Linked DNA regions of Homo sapiens: region 1 is linked to region 2. Evidence: chromatin contacts called from ENCODE Hi-C data. All regions are on one chromosome and are shown on one strand. The core of a region is the stretch at or near the end of the contact, and the rest is flanking DNA. Distances in the headings are between cores, read along the strand shown.

Evidence for each region. Hi-C counts contacts between places; a loop is a spot of excess contacts on that map. Pooled maps may share reads with other maps.
Region 1: a loop to region 2 is called in a pooled map, with 5 times the contacts of the local background. The contact joins the promoter of ZFX here to the promoter of CA5BP1-CA5B in region 2. A Hi-C loop is called at or near these places in 4 of 50 pooled maps.

The regions. Positions count from the first base shown.
Region 1 is chrX:24,146,571-24,153,239 of GRCh38, reverse strand. It overlaps ZFX (zinc finger protein X-linked), which reads right to left and starts at 3,511. Exons shown (of 10, transcript NM_003410.4): 1 at 3,446-3,511; 2 at 1,440-1,549; 3 at 410-520. ZFX-AS1 (ZFX antisense RNA 1) reads left to right here and starts at 3,586. Exons shown (of 3, transcript NR_046657.1): 1 at 3,586-3,685; 2 at 4,398-4,487. RefSeq lists silencers at 2,505-3,014, 3,065-3,114, 3,135-3,544, 3,605-3,964 and enhancers at 3,055-3,868, 4,075-4,174.
Region 2 is chrX:15,671,149-15,678,039 of GRCh38, reverse strand. It overlaps CA5BP1-CA5B (CA5BP1-CA5B readthrough), which reads right to left and starts at 2,582. Exons shown (of 12, transcript NR_160544.1): 1 at 2,262-2,582. It also overlaps a transcript of CLTRN not described here and the pseudogene CA5BP1. RefSeq lists enhancers at 2,507-2,626, 2,299-2,917, 3,150-3,653.

The DNA.
Region 1 (6,669 bases), core at 2,262-4,761, 8.5 Mb before region 2:
TGCTGAAGATGAGAGATTTCAAGGACCCGTTGAGTAGTTTTAAGAGTGAAAAAAAGTTTGGAATTGCCAGTGTACACAAGAACAAATAATACAAAGAAGATTATCAGTGACAGAATCAGTCTAAATGGGTTAAGTGAGAGTAAGCATTTGCAATGAGAGTAAGCATTTACAAAAAGCAATGTGGAAAAAAAAATTTGTAACACATTCGTGAGCATGTTTTTTTAAAAAAAGAAATCTGCATCTATCTGAAAAATACACAGAAATTAAAAACTAACACCTTATTCATCCAGGGTGGTTGGGTTCGAAGGTGTTCCACCAGTCAGTTTTCCAAAGTTTCAAGGTCTACCCTTTCAGGCAAAAATAATTTTATATTTAACCATTTCTAATTGAAACTAAACTACACACTTACCTGTCTTAATCACACAACTTGACTCTAATCTTAATCTTGAACATCCACTGTTGCTGTACTGCGCAGCAAAACAATTCTATCTTCTTAATAGTTCTTCTATGTCTTTCCCAGCTGTCAAAATATAAAAGCACCTGGTTCTTCTAAGTTTATGTTTACCCTTAACACCTCAACAACCACAGCCCGCCTTCTCAACTTGCTTCTAGTCAGCCTCATGCAATGCACTGTTTCTCGAACTTTTCTAAACCATAGCCCTTTATAATAAACATGAGACTCTCATTCCCTCCAGCCCTTTCATGGAGCACCGCTGCTCACGACCTGTTACAGTCTAGAAAAATGGAAAAACTGAAAATGGGTATCTATGCCACCTAAAGGTTTCCATCATAAAATTCTAGGAAACAGGCAGGGCACGGTGGTTCATGCCTGTAATCCCAGCACTTTGGGAGGTCAAGGCAGGCAGATCACTTGAGGTCAGGAGTTCGAGACCAGCCTGGCCAACATGAAACCCTGTCTCTACTAAAAATACAAAAATTAACCAGGCATGGTGGCAGGGTCCTGTAGTCCCAGCTACTCGGGAGGCTGAGGCAGGAGAATTACTTGAACCCGGGAGGCAGAGGTTGCAATGAGCCAAGATCACACCACTGCACTCCAGCCTGGGCGACAGAGTGAGATTCAGTCTCAAAAAAAAAAAAAAATTACCACGGGAATACTCATTTCTCATTTTCGTCAAATAACCCACAGCACTAGTCCTGTACTTTTCAACCATGGTAAATGAAATGTTAGAAACCCCTCCCTATTTGTGTACCATAGAAATTCTGACAACTCTGAGCAAAAGATTATTTCGGATGAGAAATCAGGATAGAAAAAAGGAGCAGCTGTCTTAATAGAGACGCATCGTTCCAAAAGTAGCAAAATTTGCTTAACTTCTGAACATTCTTGTAATCGTTCTGATAATGAAAACACTGATCAACTTACTACTCTCATTATTTTTCAACTTTGAAACTTTTCCTAGTCCAATGGAACTACTAAGTACCGTAAAGCACAGCTCAGGGAACAGACGGCAGTGACAGGCGGGCAGTGGGAGGCGGGAGAACGGCTTGAGCCCAGGAGTTCGAGACCAGCCTGGGGCAATATAGCAAGAACCTGTCTCAAAATAAAAAATAAGTAAATAACAAGGTGCAGCTCAGGTGTGCCATCACTCTTCTAGTTGAGGGCACCCCCGCTGCCTACCCCATTGAGTATAAGCCCCTCCACCTGGCAAGCAAGCCCTTCTGCAATCTAACTTTTCTAGCCTGAATTCCCACCACTCCCCTACCTATACCATCCACTTTTGCCAAACTGTAAATACTTACTGTTTACTGAAGAAGCTTCACCCTTGAAACGTCCTTTCTCCACCTCCACCTCTACCTAACAAAGTCCTACCCATCCCTCGGTAACCTTCTCAAAATGCCACCTATTAATACTTCAGGAACCCGTCCCTCCCTGATCCTCCAATGGCAACCTTGCTTCCCTCGGAAATCCCAGTAATTAGTTGTACCTCTCACTTTACTGCATTTCACCTTGCCCCACCTACCTCTAAACATGAGACTTCTTGCAGCCACCGTCTGCATTACAAGAACCTTTTTAATGTTTCTTAGCATCTAGCACGGTGCATCGCTAACAGTAGGCTCCGAGTTTATCAAGAAAGTTGCACAGTGTGCAATCAAAAAAGTACGTTAGGGGATGAAACTCCGCCTTAAAACTTCACAAATGAAAAATCGAAATACCATGACAGGCAAATGCACAATAAATATGCACCACACTAAGTTGTCCTCCAATAAGAAAATAAAAAAGTCTGCCCTTATTCCTCGATTTAAAAAAATACCACCAACAGATCACTACTTAAATCGTTTTTCAAGAAAGTTGTTTCCACATAAATGAGTACGAATGATTCAAAATTTTATTCCTCCGCTCTCGTGTTGTGCAATTTTTTTCCCTATAGGACAAAAGAATGGCAAAAACTTTCCCATCAATCTTTATTTTTCTTCCTTTATTCAGATACTCGGGGCGGCAAAGATTGTTGGAAAAACAACTGCATCGAAAGCACCTTAGCAGCCACATATGATTTGACTTAAGCAAAAATAACATTTCCTGGGGTCCCGTATGCCCTGGTAAGCCCAGGTGTCCGGAATGCCACCTGCCCCGACTGCCCTCGGGTGGCTACAGGCGCGGGGGAAGGCGCAGGGCCAGGGGCGCTGAGGGTGAAACGGTCCCGGCGTCCGGGCGGCGGCGGTGGCCGCCTGCGGCAGCTCAGCTGAAACGCAGCGGAAACTGCAGCCAGTCACGGGGCTGCGGGAGGCAAGGCAGGAAGGTGGCGCTGCCGCCGAGCGCCTGGAGCCCGAGCGCTCATCATGGCGGCAAGGGCAATGGCCGCCACGGGGAGCGAGCACGCCCCTCCGCGCGCACACGCCGCCGCGCCGGGCCTCCGGGGCCCGTCACCGGCGCCGCTGCCGCCGCCGCCCGCTCTCCCACCCCCCCTCACGGGCTGTAGCGGAATTTTCTCTCCAGACACCGCCTCCAAGATGGCGGCTCCCCCTCCCGGCAACCCCCTCTATCGTCCCCTGCAGCAGGCGCCGAGCCGCCGCCATCTTGTCCCCCGTCCCTCCCCCCCCCTCACCGATATTTACATAGCGAAAATCGGCCCGGCCGGCCTGCGGCCTTCACCTCACGCCTGCAGCCTTCGCCTCCTCGCCAGGCCTCACCCCGGCGCGGTGCCCCAGGTCGGCCGCGGAGCCGACCCGGGGCCCCTCGACCGCCTCCGGCACAACCGGGCGACCCTCCCCCAACCCCCGCCCGCTTACGGAGCGCGCCTCCGCCGCCGCTCGGGGCAGCCGGGCTCCTCCCCGGGCCTAACTGCGGCCTCCTCGGGGCCTGCTCGGCGCCGCGCGCCACGCCGCCCGGCCTAGCGCGGGAGGGCGCCTTGCGGGCCGCCGACCAGGCCGAGACCAGGCCGCTGTGCGCGCACTAGGCCCCGCGGCCGCGGCGGCACCCGGGACTCACCGGACGGACGTGCGGGCGGCCGGCGACGGTGGCGGGTGCTGCAGGCCGGCCTTTCTCTGGAGCACTGGGCCGGGCTCCGGCTGGTGGGGCGGGCGGAGGGAGGGAGGAGGGGCCGAGCTCGGAGCTGACAAAAAGCGGCCCAGCTCCCCGGCACGGGCCCGCCGTCAGCACGTCACGTCACCGCCCGGGAGAGAGACCCAGGAAAATGCGGAAGGGTAGACAGGCCCCCTCCTCCGCCCGGTGGGTCCTCCTGGCACCCCGTGTCGGCGCCGCTCCCGCCCCGCGACCGGGGAGCCCAGTGGCCTCGCTGCGGCGGGGTCTCCGGCGGCCGGAGTCTCCGTGACAGCGCCCCCCTTCTTTCCACCTCCTCCGCGCTCCCGCCCGCCGCCGCCACACACGCGCCGCTGCCGCCGCCGCCTCGGCCGTAAAGCCCGCGCGGGGCCGCGGTCGGCCGACCCCGCGGAGAGGCAGGCGGCCCGGCCGCCCCCCACCATGTCCCGTGGGCCGCGGCCGCCCCCCGGGGGCCTCCCTGGAGACCTACCGCCTCTCGCGCCGGTCCTGGCCGAGGCTCCAGCTCGAGTTGTTTGCAGGCCCTCAGACCCCCGCCCGCAGTAAATGTGTTTTCTTCATCCCCGTGGCTGGGGAGGAAGATAAATTTAGCAACCCCCGCCGTCCCCTGCCTTCGCTTAAAAAAAAAAAATCTTTGAAATAAAATGAAAACGGGCTTGCCAGTCTAAATGGGTGTGCGGGAAGGGGGGTGGAGTGGGGGGAGAAGGGTTATCCCTAGAGCACCTACCAGGCCGTCTACTTTTTAAAAATAAGCAGTCAGAGCCAAACTGATTTTATTAGTTTGTACGGGGGAGGGAGATGAGCAAAGTTGCATTTTGAAACGTTTCGCACGTTGCAAAGAACAGGAATTTTCTGTGTATTTTCCTATGTACCCGTGTTTCAGAGCTTGGGAGCCTGTGAAATGTAAGACTGGTGTCATCGTTTCATAAATCATGAATTTTCCACATTCCTTAATAGAGAGGAGCCCAATTGGGTATGGATTTTTTTTTTTTTAAACACACTGCTTAAACAAGCCTTTTGAAGTTTCAAAAGACTTGGGAGAGAAGGGGAAAATGATTAAACAGCACTTACCAACTTCAAAAATGTGTATTTCGCACTTTACTTAGTTTAAATGTTTATGCTATCTTTCCATGCTGAACTTGGAACCCAAACTCTGTTTTAAAGTTACTAGGGAAAAGTTAAATAGTGGAGTCTTTACATTAATCTGGAATCTGGCATGCTATCCTTTAACACAGCACTAAATGTTAAAGGCATTTTTAAACAATAAGAAACACAAAAATTATAAAGCAAATAGTATACTGGTGTGAAATCTCTTTAAATACAGAGGCCACGTATTTTAGTTGCCTGACATAACTCTTTAAAACTCCCAGAATGCAATTTGTCCCTTCCCTCAGACATCTCTCAATCACAAATGCTTTCAAAAAGGAAAAACAAAAGTAGAGTAAGAAGAAATCTCTGAGCATGCACTGGATGATAATTTTCCTCTCGGGGCTTTAGTCTGAATTTTTCCAAGCGATTAAATTTCCTTTCAAAAATAGTAACAGCATGTATTCATTGTTTATAAAAATTACATCAGGCTGTGATAGACTTTCACAGAAAGACATTTCACAGAAAGGTAAATGAAACTAAGCAATGTTGTTTCAATAAAAAAAAATGAGAAATAGCTTGTGTGCCCACATTAATATTTCTTGCACTCCCAGACTGGAGTGCAATGGCGTGATCTTGGCTCACTGAACCTCTGCCTTCGGGGTTCAAGCGATTCTCCTGCCTCAGCCTCCCGAGTAGCTGGGATTACAGGCACTTGCCACCACGCCTGGCTAATTTTTCTATTTTTTTAGTAGAGATGGGGTTTCACCATGTTGGCCAGGCTGGTCTCCAACTCCTGACCTCAGGTAATCCACCCGCCTCGGCCTCCCAAAGTGCTGGGATTACAGGCGTGAGCCACCGTGCCCGGCCGCCCACATTAATATTTCAAAACATTGATAATCAGCGTTTAAGTACTTTCCAAGGGCCTCAGTGTGATGCTACGGTATGGCAAGAATGGAGGCCAGGTTCCCTGGTTCAGTCCTGTAATCACAGCACTTTGGGAGGCCGAGGCGAGAGGATCACTTGAGCCCAGGAGTTCAAGACTAGCCTGGGTAACATGGTGAGACCTCGTCTCTATTAAAAAAAAAAAAAAAGAAGAAGAATAGAGCCTCACTTCATCCATGCAACTGTAAGCAGCATGTTCAAGACAGAAAAACCTAATGTCACCATTCTTGTTAGTTTTTCCATAATTACCATCAAAAATACTTATACATCCACCAGTGTAAAGCACTTAAGAAAACAGTGTCCAAGGAGCATGAAAGAAAAAGAAGTTTTCTCAGTTTAAAAGATCACAAGTAGTTTAGGGATTGATACTTTCAAAGAGCCCTTTGTCATTACTTTTCATACAGGAAGAGACTGTTAACTTTGGTGGGAAACAAAGAAAGGATGGCCTAGTTCTATTAGATTAGATAAACCTTTATTAAAGTCCAGCAAACTTTATAAAGTCCAGTTATTTTATAGATGACTATACAGATAAGGTCAACTATATTTTTTTTAGTTAAAAAAAGGTAAAGTTGTACTTTAAGCCCATTTATGGAAGTCTGTAAAGAACATTGTTTAACTGGTAAAAGAACAATGGTAAAAATCATTTCACTAGAAGTACACTTAGTATTATACTCATGATAAAGTGAAGATGAAAAGGAAGTGTAAACAGCAGAGATCAGAAATTGTTTGATGTGACAAAATACAAAATGCATTTTATGAAAGTACTCACAATAGGACCTTGAGGACACCTAAGATCCTTGAAAGCATTTGGTAATTAAGCACCAGACATCTTGCACTTAAAGGACCTACTGCAGCCTATCTTGCCTTGATAATTGTTTTCGTATTAGGGACCTTTAGAATTCTGGGCACAGGAAGTAACAAAGATGTGCTTGCCCTTGGGGAACTCGAATAAGGAGGCTGTGTAAGGCAAAATAAAAACATTCCTAAGTACTTTCATTTTCTCACTTAAGTAAACATAATAAAAGGAAATTTTATCTAGGGAGGTCGAGAGCAGAACATTTCAAAAGAGAATGCTATGAATACAAAATAGCTGGTTTCAAAGCAGTAAAAGGAATTTTGATTAC
Region 2 (6,891 bases), core at 1,333-3,832:
TCTCCATATGAGGTCACATTCTGAGGTACTGGGGCTTAAGACTTAAACGTATATGAGTTTGAGATGGGAGGGTGCAATTGAACTCGTAACAGCCAGTGACACCTAAAGTATGTCTGCGTTGCCTAAAAGGTGCTGACAATTCTCAAACCAAAGTTAAAATCACTTTTGTTTAGTTTTATCTGTGTTTGTGTAAATACAGTTTTTAGTGGGAGTGTGTATGTCAAAATGTCTAAGGAGATGAAAAATCACCTTGTTGAAGCCATGTAAAAAAGTCTGGCTCAGGATTTAAAAGACAGACTGCCAATAAGCTTTCAATATCTTATCTTGATAGTTCCTGCAGCCAGGTAAGAGCATCTGGTTTTTAAATAACTTCACTATCTGAATTCACTTAGCAGGTTTAAACAGCAATAGTCCATGGGTCAACTGAATTTAGAATCTGTTTTCCCCTTATTAGGGCAAACTTCAAACTTGTACAAAAAAATGGTGAGAATAAATCATCTATATATCCAATACTCCATTTCAACAATTACCAGTGTGTGGCTGGATACCGCCTAGGAGAGCTAAGCCTTCTGTGCTACACATCCTTTGCTGTCACTGATTATTCATGTATGCCTTGGATATTACTAACATGTTCTTTTTCTGTTGTTTTGCAGCCTTAGAAATGTGTGAAAAAAGAAAAGATTCTAAAAGTCTTTAAATGTCATTCATAAGTAATGTATTTATTAAATGCCTCATAGCTTGAACTCTGCCTGATTAAGCAACTTATGCGAAAGAGACAGGAAAAGTACTAACAAAAGGTTACAATTATATTGAAAAATTCCTTGATTGGCATCAGATTGACTCTTCATTTTCTCAACTCCTGATTTCAAAAGGAAGCCTGCCTTTTGCAATTTCCTGAAACTTAAATTAGAGATTACGCTGCTATGTCTTAAGAAAGCTTAGCTTCCTCCTCTCACTCACTTCTTCCTTGAGAGTGTGATCCCAATCTGAGGTTGCCAAAGGTTTCAAAATATATTATACCTGATTTGTGTGTTGCAACTAACTGCCCCAGTGTGGCCAGTGACATGATGAATTTCCCTCTTTCCATCAGATTTCCTTAATATTCATATGCAATCACAAGGCACTCAACCTTTATTCCATTGCAACTGTGAGCAGTGGCAGCCTTTTTGCTTGGTTCCAAGCACAGGGCAGCTACGTATAGGCACAGAGAATGGTGCCCTTGCTGTTTCGCCTTTCGGTTAATTCCAGCCCAGGTACTGATTTAAAATAGCCCAGAAAGTTTTTCATTTCCAAAATATTCAAGAACAGTGCAGCTTTTCACTAAGTCCCTGAAGACAGGGGAGGTGGGGTGAACTTTGGTTCATTGTGAACTCTGATGCAGGCTATGAATAGTGACTCCTCTGAGAGATGCGCGGGGCAGCATCTTACCAGAGATTTCTGACTATTCTCCATACTCCAGCAAGACTTTCAAAGTGCATAGTGGAAATGGTCAGATTATCAGTAAAGAAGAAGGGGAAGCAGAAAGCAATGTGGTATTCAGTGGCTAATAAGGAGCATATAAACAAATTAAGGTTTACGCATCTTCGTTAAGTCATTTCCCAAGCTTTTCCAGCAAAAGTAAATGTGAGAGAAGTACACAGATATTAATACTAACGCGTTTCCAGCAGCCTCAGAGCAGCAGCATTTAACGCTGAATATCACACAGAATCCCAGCCACCAAGAATGTCTGCATTTTGGAGGTTCCTCTCCTCCGGCTCTGGGGCAAGGCACAACAGAAAAACTCAGATTTGTCCAAGGGACACAACTGTGCTTTTGATCTACTCTGGGGTGGCTGTGTCTGTCCATAGCCCCTAGCATAGTCAGGTGGGAATATCAACAATGCAGACCCGAGGGAGTCCCAGCTTGCTGCTCCTTGGTTTCTGGACACTCCTCTCATCCCGCAATGTCTCTGGGAAAGCTGTTCTACTTTTTAATAGACAGAATCCTAAAAGGATGTCTGGTGATCCCCATAGCGGAGAAAGAGGGCTAGAGTGGGGAAGTGGCTATTTCCCCGCCGCCAGCCTCCCACTCCCATTCCTCAGAGAAGCCCCGCCAGGGCCCCGGCCAACCTCGCCGCACCAAAAGCTTCTCTGGCTCCAGGGCCGATAGCGGCACGCGGTCATGTTTGCGGCAAGTGGCACAGTTCCTGCCCTCTCAAGCAGACCACGCCCTGCTGCTGCCCACGCTCCTTACTGCCGCCCGCCCTTACCCGAACGACTTACCTGAGCCAGAACCTCCTCGTTCGCTCCCGGTACCCGAGGATCCCGCACGCGGCCATCTTGGCCACGCCCCCTCACGTTTAGCCACGTCCCTACGCAGCAAACGTCATTTCGTCATTCCAGGTTACGCCCCTATCAGTCCCCATTCTGTCCCCGACCCAGGCTGAAATCTCGCCCTGGCCACGCTTCCCCAGCGCCGGAGTCCACACCTGCTCTGCGCTCTGGCTACACATCTCCTGTCGCTGCCACGCGCCTGCACGCTAACTTGCCGACGCCTCTGCCCTCCGCCTGCTCCACCATCTTTGTTACGCCCCTCAGAGCAACAAGGCACGCCCACACGTAAGGACCGCGCCCCCCACGTTCGAGGCACGTCTCTGCGTTCCAACTACGTCATGTCCCTACTTCCCTTTTCGCGCCACCTCCCTTGCCGGTCACTACTCCGCAGCCCGCCTTTCCATCTGTGGCCACTTTTCCACCCTTCGCCCAGTGATCATCCAGTCACAACTAGTCTGCCTACCCCACCTCCCTCCCTTGGGCTCACGTCCCTACTCCGCCTGAGGCCGACCGTCCCGCGAATTCGAATTTCTTTTTTACACCCTTGCGACTACGCCACGCCTTTCACGTAAGGGCTAAAGTCAGCTCGTTCGGGCCACGCCCCTGCGGTACGCCTGGGTCACGCCTCTTCCGCTAAGCCTTGCTGCCTGCGCTCCTCACTGGCGGGGCCGTTCCCGCCGTGGCCGTTCCCACCGTGGCTAACCCCTTCCATTCTCTCGGAACAGGCAAGACCCCTCTGGTCCGCGTCACTTTTCTTACTGCATTCCACACCTCTCTTTTCTGGCCAGTCCTGGCCGTCCTCTCAGGCCACACGCTACAACCTTGTGGTCCTCATTGGCCACTCGCATCCTGCGCATGCGCACTTACCTACCTTCACTTCTGGTCACGCGTTAGGTTCCCAGGCCACCCACTTTTGGTTCCACTCTGGTCACGCCTCTCCCGCCAGTTGCACGCTCTCTGCGCTCCTTTTAGGTGCGATACTTGATCCCGGGAAGCCACGGAGGTGTTGGAGGGGCCCACCAGTCTCCAGAGAGGACTGTCCAGGTCCTGGAACCAGATGTCCGCGGCATTTATAGAGTGAAATGAGCCTGCGGATCTCTGATCCTCTCCTAAAAAGTGACTTTCTCCATGTATCTCCCAACTCTAAACACCACAACTCGTTAAGCAAAAACCGAGTAGGAAACAGAACTGATGGGCCAGTGGTGGAGCAATGTTCCTTCTAGCTAGGTTTCATGTCCTTTAACCCGATATGGAGATAAACTGGAACCGTGTTCCTTCCAGCCCATTTAAAGTCAGCGGACTTTAAATGCTAGGGAGATACATGGAGTAAGCACACTCCTCTACTTCCTGATGTGTCCTCCTGATGACTTTTCCTAGGCACTTGGTGCCCTAATGCTCTCTAGGTCCTGTCTAGACACCACCACATTCAGACCTCTGTTTGCAGCCCCCTGCTCCAAGATTACGCTTTTTTACTCCCTCCATTCGCAATTCTGGGTTCACAGGAAAAAAGTGAGGAGGTTATTACCAGCTTTTCTGTCCAGAAATTTCTGAACGGACATTCTTAGAGGATGGACACTTTCCATTAGCCATTCATTCATTCATTCATTCAAGACAGATTTATCAAGTACTATGTTCCAGTAAGAAATAAGACAAGAGTCAAAGAGATCACAGACTGAGCTTCCCCAACTCAAGTTTAGATGGCACAAGAATTGAGAAAATTAAAGATGGTGTAATAAAGGAGTTGATAGGTGGAAAAGGACTTGATAAGTGCTGGTTTGTTGTTCTAATTAGCAGGAGTATTTTGGGGCAGCAAACATAGGAAGCCACTTACATAGCAGTTAGTACAGCTCCCTTCACAATAAATTCTCAATCTTCATTTAAAGTATTCCCTTTTCACTTGTATAGAGGATTACAATTTTTCCCTCCATGGCAGTGAGATTTACTATATACACTTCTACATATGCCAGTAATCAAGATTTTATGATCACATATAAAGTGTAAAAGTTCCTTTCTCTTCCCACCTTCCATCCATTTCTGCTTTGAAGACAGTGGGAACTTTCACAATATTGAGCTACAAGGAGCACAGAGTAAAAGACAATTTTCAACAAAACATTTTTTATTAAGCTCACCCTGGCTCTGAGAACTCTATCTCATTTATATAAAATGTTGCCAATGCTAATCATTTTTTGCATGAAAAATTAAACACACCGGAAATGGGATCAAGTGCAGCCTGTGTAAATTACTGCATTGATTTTTATAGCATTATTTTCTCCCAGATGATTTGAGGCCGCGTACCAAAATATAGGCAACACTGTATAAAGTAAGTATTATAGTTTAAGGAACCAGAGGGGAAATTCATGGAGGGAGAATAAATAATGTAGCCAATGGTAAGATTAACACTCAAGTATGCACACTTTCAGATCCAGAACAGTTTTTGAAGGTGGGCAAGAGATCTCACTCTAAGCTTCCATAGAAAACAGGAGATAACAAGTATTTTAAAGTTTTACGGTGTTCATAAAAACCAATCAATCAGGATTTTGTTTGCTTTTGAGAAGCACTGTTTGTTTTTTTAAAAATAATTTTTAGCCCCAAGGCAAATCCCAGTTCCTCATCATGATGACGCTGTGAGCTACGTGGGAAATAAGTGTCATAAGTTGTTACACCCACATTCCCTCAATGGAAACTGTTGGCATAATCACAAAGCACAGGGCACTGAATCAATTTCATGAACCATCCAAAATTTCCTGTTCGACTGAGTACACAGCCCCACAATGGTCTGGTTTAATTCAGGGTAGCATTTAGATAATCTTTCCCCATAATGGCACATAAGTTTCAACTCACATGTCAACTCCCATTTATTCATATTAGTGGACTGAATAGCTCAGTTGGGGTGGCTGAGTCCATGCACAGAAGGAAAAAGTTCTGAAATAGATAAAAAATGTTTGTCATGGGTGTGGGATGAGCAAATGGCTGCAAACAACCTGTCATCTCTGATTTGTAGTAATAGGGATCTCTTGTGCACATCTTTTAGGCAGTCCACAAAAACATTTCTCATAAGACTTTTGATGAATTTCAGACAGTAGAGGGTTCAGGGTCATCACTGGCCGAAACGTAGGATCAGAAATTCTGAGATATTGATTAATTCATATGTCTTTAATATTAATGAGAGCATATAACCTAAAAGTTATGTGGTCTGATCCCGCCCCCGCCCCCACACCCTTTATAGAGGTTGGCAAAAGAAGTACCTGTTGTCAGGGCTAAATGTGACTAGGTGACCTCCAACTGGTGGGCAAATTGATGATTAAGGATGGAAAATACTATTTCATAGACCATGGCTGCAATACTGTTAGCCTAGTAAAAAGAGAAAATTGACTTGCCAAATCATGAGAAAACTCTTACACCTGAGCAACAGTGGAACCAGCTAAACCTGTAAAAGAAATGTCTTGCTTTAACTACATGAGACCCATTATAAAGCATTGGTCTCCATGCACAAGATGAAACACACAGACACACATACTTTTTTTTTCCCATTTAAGAAACTGTCCTTTAAATTGCTACTTTAGGAGCATAAAGTTGGCAGAATTACACTCACTCAGTTGATCTGAATTAATTTTTATTTCCAAACGGTAGTGATTAACTTTCTCTGAAGTAGAAAAATGTTAACTTGTGAAGAATAAGACAAAGTTCATAATGATTATGGCTACTGATTAACCTACAAAATTTGATGAGCTTTTCAAATATCCTTGCTTAATATGATTTCTCATCTTAAAAAGGGGATATATGTGATGGAGACAAAAATATTCCACATTATAGAGTTTCTTGCTTACCAAGGATACTGGAAATTGTGTGTGTGTGTGTGTGTGTGTGTGTGTGTGTGTGTGTGCGCGCATAAAATTAAGCATACCAAAAGATTGTAACATCATCTGTTCTATATTCTAAAATTATTATTAAAATAAGCTCATTTATCTTTTTATTAAGATGGCCAATGAAAAATAATTTCCTGTTTTTTGTAGTCATGGGCACGTAGTGGGCTGCCAGTCCAACAGCCTGTGATTAGTAAATAAAGGGCACATTGGAAACTCACTGTCAGGGAATGTCCTTCCCATCTCCCATTGTCCTTCTCTGTGTCATTTACAATGAACCCATTCCCACATTGAAATCTTCATTAGCCTCTCAGGACCATTGTTGGAGAATCCAGACTCTCTGACCTCTAAGATCAGAACCCAACTTGGCTTTTCAGATGCATCTACACTGATGCTCTCTCCCCCATCTTCCTCTGAACCACTCTACCAGCAAGTCCCTGCTGTTGGCCATATCCTGTATCTGTCCTTTGTGTTTGTTTTCAGATTTCCTTAACTTGTATCCTGTGGGCTTTCATGTTTTATCTTTAAACATCTTGCCATTGTTCCAGGTCTATCTTGATTATCATTGAGAAACCTTTCTTCTATTTTTCTTTTGTTAACAGTTTTATAATTGACTTGTCAAATCCAGTAACTTTTTATCCTCTTTTTCTCCAGTGTTCCTATAGCATTTTGTTCACAATTGTATGTGCATCTATTGCCATCGTGATTTACTTTTG